Linked DNA regions of Homo sapiens: region 1 is linked to region 2. Evidence: chromatin contacts called from ENCODE Hi-C or POLR2A ChIA-PET data. All regions are on one chromosome and are shown on one strand. The core of a region is the stretch at or near the end of the contact, and the rest is flanking DNA. Distances in the headings are between cores, read along the strand shown.

Region 1 (6,163 bases), core at 1,469-3,968, 790 kb after region 2:
TGCCTTTTGCAACTAGCACTGCTCAAATGAAAAGCAGTTTAAAATACACGAAAGGATTAAAGCAAGTAGGCGACAGGTTTACGAGCCTGTGCCACATGCTTTCACATTTAATCTTTATTACAACTCCATGAGACAGGTGTTGCTGTCTCCATTTCATAGCTGTGGGAACCATTTCAGAGAGGTTGGGTAAATTGCCCAAAGTCACACAGCCAGTATGTGGAGAGGCCAGAATAGGAACCCACTTCCTAAGAGGCAAAAAATGCCAAGTAAGGCTCACAGGGCTATGAGCCAAGGAGCATAAGAAATTCAGCCATGTGTGCCCCAGGCTCAGGAGACTGGGCACAGCCCAGAGGACATTTCAGCACAGGAAACATGACCCAGACAGCATGGTAGCAAGGTCTCTTGGCTCTGCTCCAGAGCTGGCTCTGTGACCTTGGAGAAACCATACCACCTCTCAGAACCCCAGCTGCTGAGCACTGGCAGGGAAACAGAGGGACATAACCCCTGACTGGCTTCTGAAAAAGGAAGCAAACAACCCACTGGGCTCATCAGACCTCTCGGAGGCTGACTCAAAGGCTCCCCTGAACTCATGGTTGTGGATGACCTGGAGACTGGGAAGCAGAAACCCCACACCTGTCCTCCTCCAGGTCCCAGGAAGCCAGGATCACAGTGGCCCTCCACCTCCCCTGTGAAGGAATCCAGGCCCGGCAGGGGCGGCAAACAGCCAACCTCCTCTCCTAGCATAAGCACGCAGCCAAGGCCTGAGTCACTCCCGGCTTGGCCCACGGAGGTGGGCAAGCTGCCCCAGTGCAGTTCATCTGGCCTTGCCCAAGGTCATCCCAGCCAGCCTCCTGCCTGGTACATCAGGGCCAGCGAGGGTCTGCATGGGGGCTATGAGAGCTGGGGAGCCAGAGTCCTGGGTGCACTTTGTGACCTTAGTAAGGCTGTGTGACTTGGGGAAATTGTTTCATTTCTTTGCACCTCAGCTCCCTCATTTGTAGACATAGGGGAGGAGTATTAATAGAACGTACATGGGTACCTGGCGTATAATAAGCACCAGTGACACAGGCTGCTGTGGCTTGGGGCACAGGCCTGGGACCTTTTCCCGGGCTAGACTCACTCCCTGAGCAATCTCATCCAGCCCCATGGCTTGGAATACCATCTGCATACTGAACACTGGCTCTCATGTGCTCCAACCTCTCATGGGCACTCCCCTCAACTCCACACTCATACAGCCTTCTTGCTGCCTCCACTTGGACATCCAACAGCAGCTCCAACAACATGGATCCATCCGACCTGTGATTCCCTCCGACCCCAACCTGCTTCTCCCCTGCCTTCTCCATCTTTGTTAATGGCAACTCTCCCTGGCTCCAGCCAAAACCTTTGGAGTCATCTTGGAGTGCTCTCATTCTCTTATACTCTATGTCCAATCTATGGCGAAGCCTGTCTTCCCCGTCTTCCAAATGATTTCTGAATCTGGCCACTCCTTACCACCTCCACAGCTACCATACCCTCCCTAGCTCCCTGCCTCCCACGTGTTGGCCTAGAGACCCCTCATCACAGGGGTCATGCCCTTCCTCTGCTCCATGCCTCCCAATGGCTCCCATGTCCCCAGAATACCCAGAGCTTTACCGTGGCCAACCCACATGGTCCTGCCCATGTCACCTCGCTGTCATATGTGCACGCACACATACAGACAGAGCCTAACTCTCTGTGGCCACCTGGATCCTTGCTAGTCCACCAACGAGCCAAGCACACTCCCACCCAGGGGCCTCTGAACTTACTTTTTCCACCAACTGCTACGTTCTGCTCCCACATATCTGCATGGCTCCCTTCCTTCTGGTCCCTACTCAACCATCACCTTGAGGGGGAACAGAGTGGCAAGTCCACCCCCCAACATCCCAGTGTTCCTAACCCTTTAGGCTTCCCTGTCTTCTTCATGAAACAGACCACCTTGAATATTATACATTTGTCACTGATATCTTCTCCACTAGAATGTAAGCTCCATGAAGGCAGGGGCTTTGCTATACTCACTGTGGTATCCCCAGTGCCCGAATCAGTGCCTGGCATGGTCAATAGACATTTATTAGGCGAATGAGTAAAGAAGGGAAGGAAAGATGGAGGAGTGCTGTAACTGTGGATTTCCCTCCCTTTCCTTCCTCCTCCGGCTCACAGCAATGATGGGAGGGGGCCTTTTCAGTTTCCAAAGCCCTCTCTCCCCTACACACTCATTTACTCCTCACAACAAACCTAGAAGATATATAAGGGAATGCGTTATTATCTCACTTCACAGACAAGGGGTCTGAGGCCAAGGCAGCCCAGTGACGTGGACACAAGGCTGATGGCAGGCTGCCCCTTTCCAAGCCAGTGCCAGCACCAGGGGGCAGGAGGCTAACCCCCTCCTAGATCTGACTTGACCTTCCATTCTGCCCCCCAGGAGGACCAGGGCCCAACCCTGAAAGGTGGGAGTTAGAACAGGAAGCCACAGGTCCCAATTGCCAGCACCTTCCTGTGTCCCACCCAGAGGCCACTCTTCTGGAAGGAGGGTAAGACTCCTCAGACCAGCTCTGTCTCTGTGCACCCCAGGCTCCCTCCTCTGAAAATCACCAAGGAGCAGACCCTACGTCCATCTGTGACTGCCGTGATGCCTGCCTGCAGAGGGATTTGCTTCTTGCCTAAGATCTGGCACAGCCCAGTGGCGCTGCCAAGCCAGGCCACTAGGTGGTGTCCCAGAGCTCAGGCCCTGGCAGCTCCCAGGGAAAGGGCCAGAGTGGCTTTTCTCTCAGAACCCAAGAATGTGCCCCACCCCCACCCTTGGCCTGATTAAAAGGGAGAAGAACCACCCAGTTGCCTCAGGGGTCTTAGCACCCAAGACCCGCAGAGTTGTCAAATCATTTAATCCTAGGCAGGAAATCTTTGGCACATGTGCCACCACCTTCTAGCCCTCATCCTTGGCAGACATCACTAATCCACCCAGGTATTACTGTCCTACAGAACACACACAACCTCAGAACCCTTTGCAACACCGCCTCTGTGCAAGCCACGACCAAGTGATTAGAACTGGCATGCAAGACAAGCCACTTGCCAGCGCTCTCATTTCCCGTATGAGGACACGCAGGCCAGGCTCACTCTGTCTCATTGGGAATCCAGGCTGCAAAAGCCAGTGGGGCCAGAATGAGGTCATATGACCCTGGGAGGCTTGTGTAACCATGGTTGAGTCCTGCGGAAACCTCAAGTGTGTAATGGCAGAGGCTGCTGGGCTGGGGCAGCTGCATTCTCGGCCAATTGTCACCTCAGAGCGGGTGGGGTGCAGGGAAATCTGCCTGAGCTTCTTGGCTTCAGAGCTGAAGAGGCCCCAAAAGGGGGTGAAAGGAAGGGAAGAGGAGAGCAAGAGACAGAGGCTCTCAGGGTATGTGTGTGTGTGTGTGTGTGTGTGTTTCAGGCAGCCCTGACAGAGACGCCTTGTCCTCCTGCCCCTGCAAAGGCTTGTTTTCTTCCCAAGCTATTAATGTCGCTGCAGCTTCAAAAGCCGGGTGACCTTTAAACGCTGAGCCTCCTGCTCCTGCCCAAGGCTCGGAAAAGGCTTAATGGAAACTCGACCCAAATGGCCACAGCTGCCGGGGCTGCAACAAAGCCAGCCTCATTCCCGAGGCCCCCAGAGCTGCTGGGCAGCCACACCTGTGCCCACCCCCAGGCAGCCAGGAAGGGCAAAGAGGACCCTCGGGCACAGCCATTGGAGAAAAGAGGCCACTGGACCTTAGGGGAGGAGGAGGAGGAGCAGGGGAGAGACAGACAATGCTGTCATGCGCTGCTGTGTGACCTTGGGTACTTCTCTGGACCACTCATCTCTTCTACATCTGTAAAACACGAGAATTTGGCAGGGCACAGTGGCTCACGCCTGTAATCCCAGCACTTTGGGAGGCCAAGGCAGGTGGATCACGAGATCAGGAGTTCAAGACCAGCCTGGCCAAAATGGTGAAACACCGTCTCTACTAAAAATACAAAAATTAGCCAGGCATGGTGGTGGGTGCCTGTAATTCCAGCTACTCGGGAGGCTGAGGCAGAGAATTGCTTGAACCTGGGAGGTGGAGGTTGCAGTGAGCCAAGATCGTACCACTGCACTCCAGCCTGGGTGACAGAGCAAGACTCCGTCTCAAAAACAAAACAAAACCAAACCATGAGGATTTGATAAAAGGACTCCTAAACCTCTTTGCCAGGAAGAAGCCCCACTGCCACCCAGAGAAGCAGGACACCTGGTTTCCATGCCCACACAGCAGAGCTGCCGGCAGGGGTGAGGCTGGGGGCAGCCCCTGCCTTCCAAAGGCTACTCCATGAGCTGTGCAGGCTGGGCATGGCATGATGCCTTGGCCACCCCCACCCCTATCACTTAGATCTGTAAGGGTGGGGCATTCCTTTAAAAATTGTTTTTAATCTTTAAAAATCAGAAGAAAGGCCAGGCTTGGTGGCTCATGCCTGTAATCCCAGCACTTTGGGAGGCCGAGGCGGGCAGATCATCTGAGGTCAGGAGTTTGAGACCAGCCTGGCCAACATGGTAAAACCCTGTCTCTACTGAAAATACAAAAATTAGCCCAGTGTGGTGGCGCATGCCTGTAATCCCAGCTACTTGGGAGGCTGAGGCACTTGAATCACTTGAACCAGGAGGCAGAGGTTGCAGTGAGCCAAGATCACACCACTGTACTCCAGCCTGAGCAAGAGTGAGACTCTGTCTCAAAAAAAAATCAAAAGAAAAAATACGATTCAAAAAAGACCTTTTCTTTTCTAATTTTTCTCTCTCCTGCCTCAACACTTGTGGCCAAGTCTGTAGCCAATGGGAGATGTGGGGCAGGGACGAGGGCAAGAGGTTTCAGAGAAGGTGAATGAGGTCCCTTGTGGACAAATTGGTCCCAGAGCCTCAGTCCTAAGGACATCATCATTCATCTCTGCTCCTGAGGCCCAAATATCAGGTGTGGCTGCCACAAAAGGCACCATCAAGAAGCCAATTCTGCCTTCTAGTGAAAAAGATCCAAGATGAGGCTTCTCAGCAGAGAAACATGTCATTTGTTTGGTTCATCTTAGCAAGATAATGGTCATAATAGTCATAATGAGAATAGATAACACTTATTGCCTGCTTCCTTATATGCTAGCCACTACTCAAAGTGCCTTATTGCATGTTAACTCTCTTCATCCTCCCTACAGCTCTACAAGGTGCATATTACTACTGCTATTTCCACTTCATAGTAGAAAAATGAGGCGTAGAAGGGTTGAGTAACTTGTTCAAGGTCACACAGCTAAGTGGCCAAGCTGAAATTTGAACCCAGAAGGTCCGATTCCAGATTTAACACTCTGTATCCATTGGGCTTGATCACCATTCCATATTCCCTAGAGCCTAGCACAGAGCTGGGCACACAGCAAGAACTCAATAACTGTGAGTTAAATTGAATACTAAAGGACAGGGTTGCCCCTGGAGAGGCTGGGGGTGCCTGGGTGCCACTGGAGGTATAAGGGATGGTGCTTATGTCCAGGAAGCAAAGGAGAAGACAAAACAGTGGCAGTTTCCTCACAAAACCTTTTTCCCATCCTACTGAAGTTGTCAAGTTGCCTGAGCAACCAACTGTTTTCCACCACAACCTGGGCTGGCTGGGGACTATTTCCACAACAGTCCCTCACTCCATAAACAAAAGCCACCAGCTCAGCCAAGATATTCGACTCAGGTGCCTGGGAGGAGATCAAACCTCAGCGGATTAAGGGGGCTACTGTCCCCCTGCCCCTCCCCTCCCAGGTGCCACAGCTCTAGGGGACCCCACTGGGCTGGCAGGAACACGCGCGTTCATGCTACCAAGTCAAAGGGCCCACGCTGGAGGAAGGGGGCCACTGGTAACTCAGGTGCAGGGCCAAGGAAGCTGGGTTGGCTCCAGGCATGAGCTCATACTGGACCAGGCCCAGCTTCTTGGGAAAAGGGGTCAGCTGCTCCTCCCTGGGCTTCTCCTATAGGCAGTCAGGCTGAAGGCCCCCCCAGTAGGCTGAGTTCTGAGGTCTGGACAGCAGCAGGAGACACCTCTGGGTCCCCGGACAGGCAGCAATCCATGCCCCACAATTTAGCATCCGAACATGCCCAGGTAATCCGGGTCAAGGAACCCATGATTAGAAAGGAGTGCTCAGGATG
Region 2 (5,933 bases), core at 3,231-5,730:
AGGCTTGAAAGGACAGTCCTTTGCCCACTGCCCCCCACCCCCATTACTTTCAATTCTTCCAGCTGTCCCCACCATTGTCAGTAGTATTATTTTCTTTCTTTTTAAGGATTATTATCTGATTTGTTTTTCTGCTGTGGGAGATAGGATTTAGCTCGTTCCTATGCTTTTTTCTTCCCTCATCATCCCAGTGTAGAGATAGCCCAAGTTTTGGTCAAGTTGATCTTCAGAATATACATTATTATAATATGAACCTTGTTTATGGCTGCAAGGTTTTTAGTTTCCCATATTTCTTCTTTTCCTTCATTTTCTTCTTCTCCTCTCCTAGTTAATTTCCTTAGTTTCTTTTGCTTAATTTTCTGTCTCTCTCACCAGTTCCCTGACCACCTCGCAGCCTCCACCATTGCTGTGGAATGCCTGTCATTGGGGGAAAGTGGCTCTCACTGTGGCTCCACATACCAGGTACTCGCAACGGTTCCACGTTTCTCCTGGGCGCATCCCTTTTCCCTGGCTCTGCTTCCCCTTCAGCCTTGGAATTCCCTCTCCCCTTCTCTTGTCTCGTTTCTGGATCCAGTGCCCCTCCTTTCTTGGTTGATTTCCTTGTCTTGGGGGAGCCCATCGTTCAGTAGCTTGCTGAGAAGGTGTGCGTGGTTTGTGGCCCACAAGAAGCCAGCCGATCCATGCAGGGACAGGCACCTTTGAAGGCATGGATTGGGCCTTCAGTTGGGTGGCTGAAGTCAGCAGACAACTAGGCCTGTGGAGCCCTTCCGCCAGGCCAGGCCAGCAGAAGGTCTGGCTTCACTTTTTAGAGAAGTTATAAATGTGGCGATCTGGATTTGGGTACCAGGGAGTGGTGAAAATGGGTCCCCCCCAACTTTTTTTTTTTTTTTTTTTTTTTAAAGACAGGTCTCACTGTCCCCCAGGCTGGAGTGCAGTAATGCCATCATAGCTCACTGCAGCCTTGATTTCCTGGGCTCAAGTGATCCTCCCACCTCAGCCTGCTCAGTAGCTGGGACAAGAGGCATGTACTACTATGCCCGACTAATTCTTTTAAATTTTTTTTTGTAGAGATGAGGTCTCACCACATTGCCCAGGCTAGTCTCGAACTCCTGGGCTCAAGTAATCTTCCAACTTCCCAAAGTGTTGGGATTACAGGTGTGAGCCATCGTGCCTGGCTGAAGATGGGTCTTGAATGAAAGTCTATATATTGAATGGGGCATCCCAACTCTCCTTGGCTCCCATAATGCTGGCATTCAGGCTTATATTCTCTCATTCCTACCCCAAGATACTAGAACATTCTAGTCTGAGGACACTGGCACCCCATTTTCTGTTCCTCCTTCACCCCTAACAGGGCACTTCCATGTCCTATGGACAAAACTTTCAGTTGGTCAGTAGCAGAGAGTGGCAGTAACAGGCCCACTGGAGAAAAGGTCATTGCTTGTTTTTTGAGACAAGGTGTCACTCTGTTGCCCAGGTTGGAGTGCAGTGGTGCGATCTCGGCTCACTGCAACCTCTGCCTCCTGGGTTCAAGCAATTCTCCCACCTCAGCCTCTCGAGTAGTTGGGACTACAGGTGTGCGCCACTATGCCTGGGTAATTAAAAAAAAATTTTTTTTTTGTAGATACAAGGTCTCACTATATTGCCCAGGCTGGTCTTGAGCTCCTGGCCTCAAGCAATCCTCCCGAAGTGTTGGGGATTGTAGGCGTGAGCTACCGTGGTGGCCTGTTTGGGCTTTTTTTTTTTTTTTTTTTTTCTTCTGCCCTCCACTACTCCCCGCCAAGACTGAAAGTGCCTCGAGGGCAGTGCCTTGCCTGATTAATTTGTGTCCCACCATGCTTTTCTCTGTGAGTGCCAGTAATTATTTGTTGAATAGAAATTACCTTCTATGCTTTTATGTGATTTCTGGGGTGGTCGTAGTTCACTGTCTGCCATTAGGAAGATCAGGGTCTTACCTCTTTGGTTTTGCCCATGTGAGGTGCTGCGAAGGGTTTCTTGCTGCACACCAACATCTTTTCTGATGTCTTTACTGGCTTTTAAGTCAGGTTGTTGTCAGATTGCCATTTCATACTTTTTGGGCAGTTTTGTGTAATGTCTTCTGTGGTCGTGGGCGGGAACTCCATGTACCCAGGAAGGCATTCCTGGCACCTGTGTTGTGACCATCTTTAGAAACCTGGCGGAATTCACTTGTAAAGCAAGATGGTTGTCAAGGCCAGAGGTGAGGGGCAAGGTGAGTGTGACATAGTCTTCAAAGTTTTAAAATCCACACCCCTACCCCCAAAATGAAGTGATTAGGAAGACCTTTGTAGGAGGTGCTGATGATTTTTCCTTCACGAAAAGAGGCATGTGACTTGGACCTGCCATGGATTTGGCCAGCAGAGCAGGAAAGAGACTGGGCAGTTCAACCTCGGGTACTAAGTTTTCCAGAGCAGGAGTTGGTTTAACTTTTAGTTGGGCTGGCGGAGCTCTTACTTTGAGGCCATGTCCAGAGATGGTATTTCTGGCTTTTGGCTTGTCTTGTCTTACCTAGAGCACCTGGTAGTGGATTCAGGGTTTTCATTTTGGCCGTAGAAGGCTTTGCCAAGCAGGTACTCAGACACTACTGGGTTAAGCTTCTGGCCTTCCTTCTGTGAATTGGGCTGGGAAAGTGTCCCGAGTTCCTGACAGCTGCTCTACGTGGAAGGGCAGAAGCACCCACAAAGTGTGCTGGTCTGGTGGTGCTGGCCCCCCTGGCTTCTCTGTGGGCCATCACAATGGAGGGTGGGGGACAGTCCTAGACAGGACCTCACAACCCCACTGTGAGCTAATTTGGGATCTCTAGGGTACCCACATGAAGTCATAGCTTACTGTGACTTACACAGGCCCCTGAGGATGAAGGTAACAGTCCTGTGAGCACTGAGGCTGGGCTGGGACCAACACCTGAGCCATGGCTCCAGCACTCTGATTCCTGGCCCAGCCATGCTGCTGAGGGTGCACAGCCCAGGCCTACCATCGCCCCCACCCTTGGTGGCAGAACCGAGCACTACCCAGCAAGGTAGGTGTTGGCGGCTGCAGCATGTATCCAGCCCTCCTGTTCATTGGGGCCTTCTGGGAACACCCTTTAGAGCTGCATTGTCCAGTAGGTAGCTGCCAGCTGCAGGTGGAGAGTTCAAGTTAACCTAAAGTAGAATTCAGTGCCCTAGTCACACTGGTCACATTTCAAGTGCTCAGTAACCTCCCATGACTAAGTGGCTGCCAGTATTGGATAGCAGTCACTCTTGAGGGTCACCGAGACCTTTACCTCTTGTGACCTACTCTACTTTACCATGTTGCAACTGCTGCGACTATGGCTCCTGTGGCAAAGGTCAAACTCTTTGTCTCGCCTGACCAGCACTTCAGCTCCTAGGATTTCTTCCTGTTTTACTTTGGGACTCACTGTTCCCTCCCATGCCCAAAGATATTAGAACCTCAATTTATGTCCTGTCCCCCTCCCTACCCACCCACTGCAGCCTAAGGAAATCCTGGCCCTCTTTGAGAAAGCCTTCCTGGGCTCCCTTTGCCCACTTCTCAGCTGCTTGTGGCGCAGGGGTGTGTGTGTGAGTGAGTGAGAGAGATTGATTCTTCCATCAGAATCGTGTGCTTCTGGTGATCAGAATCTTCTGCTTATAGCAACTTAAACATATTTGAATGAATGAGCAAGGTGAATGACTGTGACCTGATGAGGAAATAGGTAAATGCATCTGATACAAGCCAAGAGGCGCTTTTGGAATCTTGCGGAGAACTCCGAGTTTGTGATTTTCCTCGACCAAACTCCCATGGAAGGGAGTATGCCTCTGCCTGGCCACAGACTGCTGTCATTCTCTGAATGCAGTGGCTGAAGTGCTGGGCTTTAGGTTCTGATTCCCTGCCCTTGGAAGACCCCCTTCAAGGGGAAGAGTCCCTCAGCAGGAACTTAATGAGCTGGGCACTCTGGAGGTGGAGTGTCTTGGGCAGGCTCCTTCCTATTGGTAGAACACCTGGGGACAGCCTTTGTCAGTGTGAACACTGGAATAATGGAAGAAATGTTCAAATTCCAGTGTAAATGTTCATTCAGAACGCAAAGTGGATGTGGCTTCACTGACCAGGCCCAAGCCCACATTGGGCTTGTTGGGCACTTGGCTCCTAAGCTGTTGTTTTTATGGTGGACTTTCCCATCAGTTACATGCGGCTCTTTTTGCAGTCACTGCAGCCAAATTGGCTTAGTCACTGGGACCAACACTCTCTGTACCATTGCCAGGGATTTGTTTTCTTGTTTAGCAGAAGGCTGTAGCCTGCAGTTACCAGGTTTGTCAGCTGAGTTGAGAGTGAGGCCATTACTTTTCTGAGGGCTGTTCTGAGAAGCTGCAGGTACCTCCCTGGAGAAAGAAGAGATCCTTTGGAACCTGGAGTGAGCAGATGAATGCTGAGGCCTGTGGCTGTAGCACGTGCCTAACTTCAGCTCTGTGTGACCACTTGGCAACTAGCCAGTATGCATCTATTCCCAGGCAAATGGACCTGCTAAAAATAAGCAGGCAGCTATTTAATTCCAACAGATTCAAAATGACAGAGTGTCCTCCCCACCAACCCTAGGGCAGGGCTCTGCAGCATCCTTCTGGGAGGCTTTTCTCTGACTGCAGACAGGTCTGCCCTTAGTCCTGGGCCTGGGGGAGGAGCCAGCCTTTGATTAGCTTGTGAGTAGGAAGGCTTTGGGGACTACTGTGATACCACTTAAATGTTGAGAAGTTCAGGTTTACAAAAAAAAACACCTCAGGGCAAAGAGAGCAACTCCGAAGAGTCTGGCCCAGTGCAGGAAGGAAGATGTCAGAAGAGCCTTGTAAGGCTAAAGGGGTATGTGTATGTATGAAAAGAGGTGGCACTACCTGGGCACTCAGGAAAGCCTGATGCATTTTATACCACCTCTTGTAGCCCTGTCGGACCACGTAAATTGGGCAAAATGGCATCTTACCAATTCCAAGAAGTCTGTTTGACTGAGGTGAGAGTGGCTCAGGGGTGAGGGAGTGAGGGGCTAGCTGATTTTTTTTTTTTTTTTTTTGAGACGGAGTCTCACTCTGTTGCCCAGGCTGGACTGCAGTGGTGCGATCTCAGCTCACTGCAAGCTCCGCCTCCCAGGTTCATGCCATTCTCCTGCCTCAGCCTCCCAAGTAGCTGGGACTACAGGTGCCCGCCACCAAGCCCCGCTATTTTTTTTTTTTTTGTATTTTTAGTAGAGGCGGGGTTTCACTGTATTAGCCAGGATGGTCTTGATCTGATCTCGTGATCTGCCCGCCTCGGCCTCCCAAAGTGCTGGGATTACAGGCGTGAGCCACCGCACCTAGCCTAGCTGATTTCTTGACTAGTGGGAAGTGGGGGCTGGTAGAGGGGCATCTGTGAGGTGTCTCCTGGCAATGGGTGCCCTTAGTGAGACCCAGCCAAGGCCTGCTGATCCCAGGGTCTCTTGGCTCTGTTCTTGTTGGAGGATGGTTCACATCTCTAGGCACAATTCCCTGGTAACAAGGAAAAAAACACATCTTCCACTCTGCTCTTCGGGGATCTGGTAATCTCTGTTCTCAAGTGCTGGTGGAGCGCTTCAAGCCAGGCAGTTTCTGTTCCTGGAAGCAATGGTGTGAGAAGGGCTTTATCTTGAGCCACTCACTGCATAGAAGCAGTGACACCTGGTTCCTGATTGCTCAGCCTTGGGTCTCTGGCTCTAGTCCAGAGTGCGGGGTGAAGGCTGGGGAGAGATGGGCACTGGGAATTTAGGTGGGACATCCTGGATTCTGTGGGTTGGGTGAAATGGGTAGCAGTATTCAGTGCCTTCTAGGAGGCCATCCCTGGCTTGGAAATGTTGTAGAAACCATGTTTTCCAGGCAGTAATTCTTCAGTAGCTCCAGTGACTATAGGGGTGACTCTAGAGGTGGTGGTCTGAGGGCTTAGAGCCTCAG

Evidence for each region. Hi-C counts contacts between places; a loop is a spot of excess contacts on that map. ChIA-PET counts read pairs that join two places held with the same protein, here RNA polymerase II (POLR2A). Pooled maps may share reads with other maps.
Region 1: a loop to region 2 is called in a map of gastrocnemius medialis, with 5 times the contacts of the local background. The contact joins two enhancer-like sites. A Hi-C loop is called at or near these places in 1 of 168 maps with a recorded cell type or tissue (gastrocnemius medialis) and 5 of 50 pooled maps. POLR2A ChIA-PET finds 5 or more read pairs at or near these places in 2 of 52 experiments (GM12878 and WTC11).

Annotation. Positions count from the first base shown.
Region 1 is chr17:57,889,938-57,896,100 of GRCh38, forward strand. The region is part of intron 1 of CUEDC1 (CUE domain containing 1); the gene reads right to left. Among named protein-coding and RNA genes, the nearest start is that of CUEDC1-AS1, 19 kb to the right of the region's middle. RefSeq lists enhancers at 2,631-3,372, 3,033-3,082. Within about 2 kb of position 2,719, at least 35 of the 41 ENCODE cell types and tissues checked have a DNase peak (open chromatin) inside an H3K27ac peak, as active enhancers do; they include gastrocnemius medialis, where a contact is called at or near this core.
Region 2 is chr17:57,093,736-57,099,668 of GRCh38, forward strand. The region is part of intron 1 of AKAP1 (A-kinase anchoring protein 1); the gene reads left to right. Among named protein-coding and RNA genes, the nearest start is that of AKAP1, 11 kb to the left of the region's middle. RefSeq lists an enhancer at 5,327-5,406. Within about 2 kb of position 4,481, at least 7 of the 41 ENCODE cell types and tissues checked have a DNase peak (open chromatin) inside an H3K27ac peak, as active enhancers do; they include gastrocnemius medialis, where a contact is called at or near this core.